2 separate regions of the Homo sapiens genome follow, and region 1 is linked to region 2. Evidence: read pairs that join two places in POLR2A ChIA-PET (ENCODE). Cell type or tissue: Panc1. All regions are shown on one strand. Region 1 overlaps RACGAP1 (Rac GTPase activating protein 1). Region 2 overlaps AQP2 (aquaporin 2).

Evidence for each region. Peaks named below come from ENCODE experiments on the same cell type or tissue, not always from the same donor. Only the 100,000 strongest peaks of a DNase experiment are listed, where the experiment ranks them.
Region 1: POLR2A ChIA-PET joins it to region 2 with 5 read pairs; 5 of 35 experiments call an interaction of 5 or more read pairs at or near these places.

The regions. Positions count from the first base shown.
Region 1 is chr12:50,019,775-50,022,274 of GRCh38, reverse strand. The region is part of intron 1 of RACGAP1 (Rac GTPase activating protein 1); the gene reads left to right. Among named protein-coding and RNA genes, the nearest start is that of RACGAP1, 4.5 kb to the left of the region's middle. In Panc1, no CTCF peak of the experiment used is centred here; no DNase peak of the experiment used is centred here; H3K27ac peaks cover 806 bases.
Region 2 is chr12:49,957,717-49,960,216 of GRCh38, reverse strand. AQP2 (aquaporin 2) reads right to left here. Exons shown (of 4, transcript NM_000486.6): 4 at 1,339-2,500. All of the region lies in intron 1 of AQP5-AS1 (AQP5 and AQP2 antisense RNA 2), which reads left to right. Among named protein-coding and RNA genes, the nearest start is that of AQP5, 2.9 kb to the left of the region's middle. In Panc1, no CTCF peak of the experiment used is centred here; no DNase peak of the experiment used is centred here; H3K27ac peaks cover 2,243 bases.

The DNA.
Region 1 (2,500 bases), 62 kb before region 2:
AGAAGATTAATAATAAACAGTATTTTTGTATCTGCTAAATGAATGTTATAGATAATAAAGGAAATCATTTTGGACTGAAATGGTTAGGGAAGGCTTCAGTGAATTGGTGAGACTTATTCTAGACCTTGAAGGATGGAAGACCAGAATAGGAAGAATTCACAGGGAAAAAAAGAGGTATTCAGTATGCTGAACTTCTAGTAATTTTCTGAAAAATCACAATTCAAATCTTCCCTTCCTTATTTTAGTCTTCATGTTGGATTGAGAACATTTTGTTTACTCTCTGCAAGTGATTTGCTTATAAAGAACATTTGGTTTCAAGATAATCCTTCTGTCCGCCAGTTGTATTAGAGACTTTCGATACAGTGAAGCAGAAGCTGGACATTTCAGGAAAAGAATTGTCCTCACATTGTCCTCAAATGTGTTCCTATGAAAGGATCTTAAAGTACTGAGATTATCTTTGAGAATGGTTTTCCTTGACAGCAGGGAATCTATATTGTTGATTTCTTGGAAATCTCCAGATTTAGCAATGTTTGTGGGAAAGTTTTTCATTAAAACACTTTCCTGAAAAACTCCAGCAACCTTTCATTGCTTTGTCTTAAAGTATTTAACACCCTTGATGCATCTAAAAAACCTGATATATAGGTCTCTTAATAATGTTGTTTGAAGGAGGAGGAAGAAGAGGATAGAGACTTTTCCCAGGATACCCTGCAGTAAGATCTGTAATAGTCTGTTTTTCTGAAGGATGATATCTACCTCTTGGCTGGGTGATTGAAATTAAATTGGGGGCTCAAAGCAATCACATCCAGCTGAGACTCTTTCATGGTGTTTCCAGATTGCTCCCTTAGGGATACTCACAGATTGGGAATCTGTAACATACTGACTTCTCCACCTCTGGGGTTCCCCATCAATAACAGCTGAGATTCTCTAGCACCTTTTGGTTTAAAGTGCTCCACAAACTGAGTTTCTTGCTGCACGCAGGGATCGTTTCAGCTTTCCCGAAAAGGCAGCAGTCTCTGTTGTGGAAAGTGACAGCTGTTTTACAGCTGCAAAAGCAATGTACTACAATATGACTTTGTTTTTGTTTCCTTTCACATTAGTGTATCTCCTAGCTATGGACTAAATAATACATGGGGGGAAATAAACAAGTATTCATGAGGGTGAAAATGTGACCCAGCAGGAAAATTACAACTATTTTCAATTGACGTTGAATAGGGTGAGTAAATTTTAGCTTTTTGAGTTACAATTTGGCTGAGATATCAGAGTTAGTACTGATATAGAAAGATATTTTTGTCATCTATAAATAATTCCTGAGAGTCACTTCTGTAGAATGTTAATAAAAATATATGGTCCCCTAGCATATAAAGAGAAGAGGATTATATTCTGCTAGTGCCATTTTTGGATTACCCTAAGTAAATCTATGTTAGAGGAAAAAATAACTCTTCAGAAGCAGCAAACCTCATCTAGAACAGCTTGTTTAAAAGCCTAGACCTGGCCAAATTTTGCTGTTTCCTTGATTCTTCTTGGTCTGGGTTCCAGCTATAATTTGTGTTTTATATGTGTTGCTGTTTGTATGACATGTTATGGTTTGCAGGAGGTCTCTGAGTAGGTCTGCAACATATATGGTCTAATTGATATTTTTGTAACTTATCTCTTCAATGTGTTGGGTTGGAGAGAATATAGATTTTGGACTCAGACCTGGGTTTCAATGAGAACTCGACATTTATTGGTTAATTTAAGGTTTCTGGACTTAGTTGCCCATTGTCTGTAAAATGGAGATAATTAAGTTAGTGAGGCCAGGCATGGTGGCTCACGCCTGTAATCCCAGCACTTTGGGAGGCCGAGGCAAGCAGATTGCTAGAGGTCAGGAGTTCGAGACCAGCCTGACCAACTTGGTGAAACTCCATCTCTACTAAAAATACAAAAAAAAAAATTAGCTGGGCCTGGTGGTGGGCACCTGTAATCCCAGCTACTCGGGAGGCTGAGGCAGGAGAATCACTCGAACCCTGAAAATGGAAGTTGCGGTGAACCGAGATGGTGCTACTGCACTCCAGCCTGGGTGACAGAGCAAGACACCGTCTCAGAAAAAAAGTCAAATTCACTTAAAGAAAAAGTGTACGTGAAGTGTCTAGTTTAGTGCCCGAATCATTTCAAAGCACCTAGTAAATACTGGATTCTTTTCTTTCTAATTGTATAGTATTATTTTTAAAAATGGTCTAAAATTCTGAATTTACTGATATCCTTATTTGGAGACAGCCTAGGGGGGAAAACACCTAGATTTGAGAATCACTGTTTTAGGATGGAAGTAACAACTATCAGACCAAAACCAAACCTAAACAAAAGAAACTCACTTCATACCAACTAAAAGATACCTTATATTTTGGTAGTGAGATTGTAAACTTATACATTTTAAAATTTTTGTAATATTCTATGAGGTAAATAGAGCAAGTGTTATTGTTTTCACTTTATAGATGAGTCATGGAATTTAAGTGATTTACTGAAG
Region 2 (2,500 bases):
CTTAGCACAGTGCCTGGCACAGAGTAAGGCTCAGTAAAGTCTCCTTACGTTGTGACTGTTAATTTTAAAAGCCCCTTGAGGGTTTAGTGTGGTGCTAAGCTAGGGGGAAGAGTCCAGCGGGAGGGTGCAGAGGAAGTAGAGAACAGGTGCCTCCTCTGTCAGTTTGTCAGGCAGGGCTGAGGGGAGGAGCCTGCAGGAATGCTAAGGACTTGGAGGAGCGGGCTCTGGGCTCTGTGGCAGCTAAGATGCCAAAGAAAACAAGGGCTAAAGAAACCCCGCTATTGTTCCTGCCCAGCTCTGGCATTTCCTGCTGGAGCAGCTCCTCCCCCAGGTCTCTCCTCTTAAGGCCGGAGGTCAGTCTGTCCTTTCTTCCATGGGTCCCAGCGCTTTGTCCCCAGCCAATCATGCCAGCTGTACATGCCAGTTGTACGCAGGATTTTCTTCTGGGCCTGGGACTTGGGCTGGACAATGACCCTGATGACCCCAGAGGCCATTGGGGGCCAGGCTCCTTTGCTGCTGAACTTGCCTCCAGTTCGCACCCTTTCACTTGCTTTCTCATCCTCTCTCCCCAGGCACTGTCTTCATAGTCCACAGGTCTCAAACTCCAGCATCTCAGAATGAAAGGATTCACAAGTGCTCACAAGAGGCTTGGCTGCCAGGGGAAGCTCCGACCTGAAGATTTGAACTAATGAGGGACTATAAAGGCCAAGACCTTGTTCTTGCCATTTTAGAGATTCAGAATATAATCTACAAAGTTAGAGATTATAATTGGCCTCCACTGTGTGATTTGATTCCAAGCTACCCATGAAGAAACCCAGACTCAGAGGTCACTTGCCTAGGGTCACACAGTGACCTGAGATGGGAACCACAGGTCGCCACATAGACTTGGTCATCAGGAGTGGGCCTGGTGAGGCCAAAGAAGGAGATTTCATCTGTCAAGGTTACTCACACAGGGCAGCTGATTCTGTTTCCTAGGGCCTGTGTCTTAGGCTCTTCCATCTCTCTAACCACTAGAGTCCCTCTGTCCTCAAGTCATCACAGTAAACTCCCATTATGTCTCGGAATTCTCTTTGCCCAAGCACTCAGGCCCTGCCCTGGCAGCTCCAGAGGAATGCCCGGGACCTTTGTGAGCTGAGTGATGGGTCTCCCCATTTGTGGCAGGGGGAATTTGAATGTCTTAGGGAGAGCCCTTCCCCTCCTCTCCTGATATGGGGACTTCTGAGTTCCCTGGGAGAAGTTGAGGGCTGGGGTAGAAGTGGTAGGGAGCTCCGCCTGTCTTCTGGTACCTTGGGCTGTATTTCTATTACCACTGCCAAGTTGTGGAAGAAACAGTACTTATTGGCAAATGAGCATTTATTGAGTGCTTATTATATGCAGAGCAGTTGAAGGAAGGTAGATAGGAGAACGCCATCCAAGAACTGGAAGCAGCCCTTGTCCCCAAAGGGCTTACAGTCTAGCTGGGAGGCATTGTATATATACAACATCACAGCTTAAAGATACAAAACGACATTGAAGCACCATTTGCAGGTGCAAAGTCATTTGGCACAAAGTGGGAGTATGGGACAGCTCAGAACCTTCTCTGTCCCCAGCTTAGGGACCTGGAGGTCTGTCTACCTGTCTCCATGCTGCCCTGCCTCTGTCTGGTTTGGTGTGTGTGATCTCTGTTCTCTGACTGACCGGGTGCTCTTAAAGGGCAGAAACCAGCCCCACATTCTTTGTCCTCTCTACCCTGCTGCCCTCGCCAAGGCTCTCCGTCCACTGCAAGACAGTGGGTTGGGCTGGAAAGGCCCAGCCATGTGTTCTGGCTTCTGCCAGGGCCTCCCAGGAGCCTAGGATTTGTCTCAGTGGAAAAATCATGGGATTTTGTGTAAAAAGGTCTGAGTTCAAGTGTTGGCTCCACCATATACTACCTGTGAGACTTTAGACCAGTCCCTTAGCCTTGGTTTCTGAATCTGTAAAATGGGAAGAACAATATTTGCTCTACCTTTGTCACGGGGTTGGGAGATAATCACAGGGGACGATAAGGGGAAGCTTTGGAAATAGCAAAACCCTTCATGGCTGGGGGCCTTTGTCCTTCCCTAACCTATCTGAAGTTTGAGGAAGATCAGATAAGTCCGTGCATGCAAGGCACCCAGCACAGCAGCTGGTACACAAGAGATGCCAGGAACTGCCAATTTCCCTCCACCCCTGGAGTTCCATCACTTGGAATCCTTTTTTGACCTCTGACTCCAATCTGGGCAATAGAGGCTAGAAATGGTAGGGATTTCACATTTAGTTTTTGGGGAGATGCAATCCAAAAAGTGAAACAGACATAGAGAGAAATTCTTGGCTTCTTCTAGAGGAGTTTGTTGGGGTGAGGTGGGGTGGGGATGAGGTGCCTGAGACACATCCATGCTGGGCTCATAGCTCACTGCCTTGCTGCCTTTGAACCTCTAGAGCAAGGACACTCAGGTGCCAGGAGGACAGCTCTGGAGGTCACTTTGGTTTCTGACTCCACCCT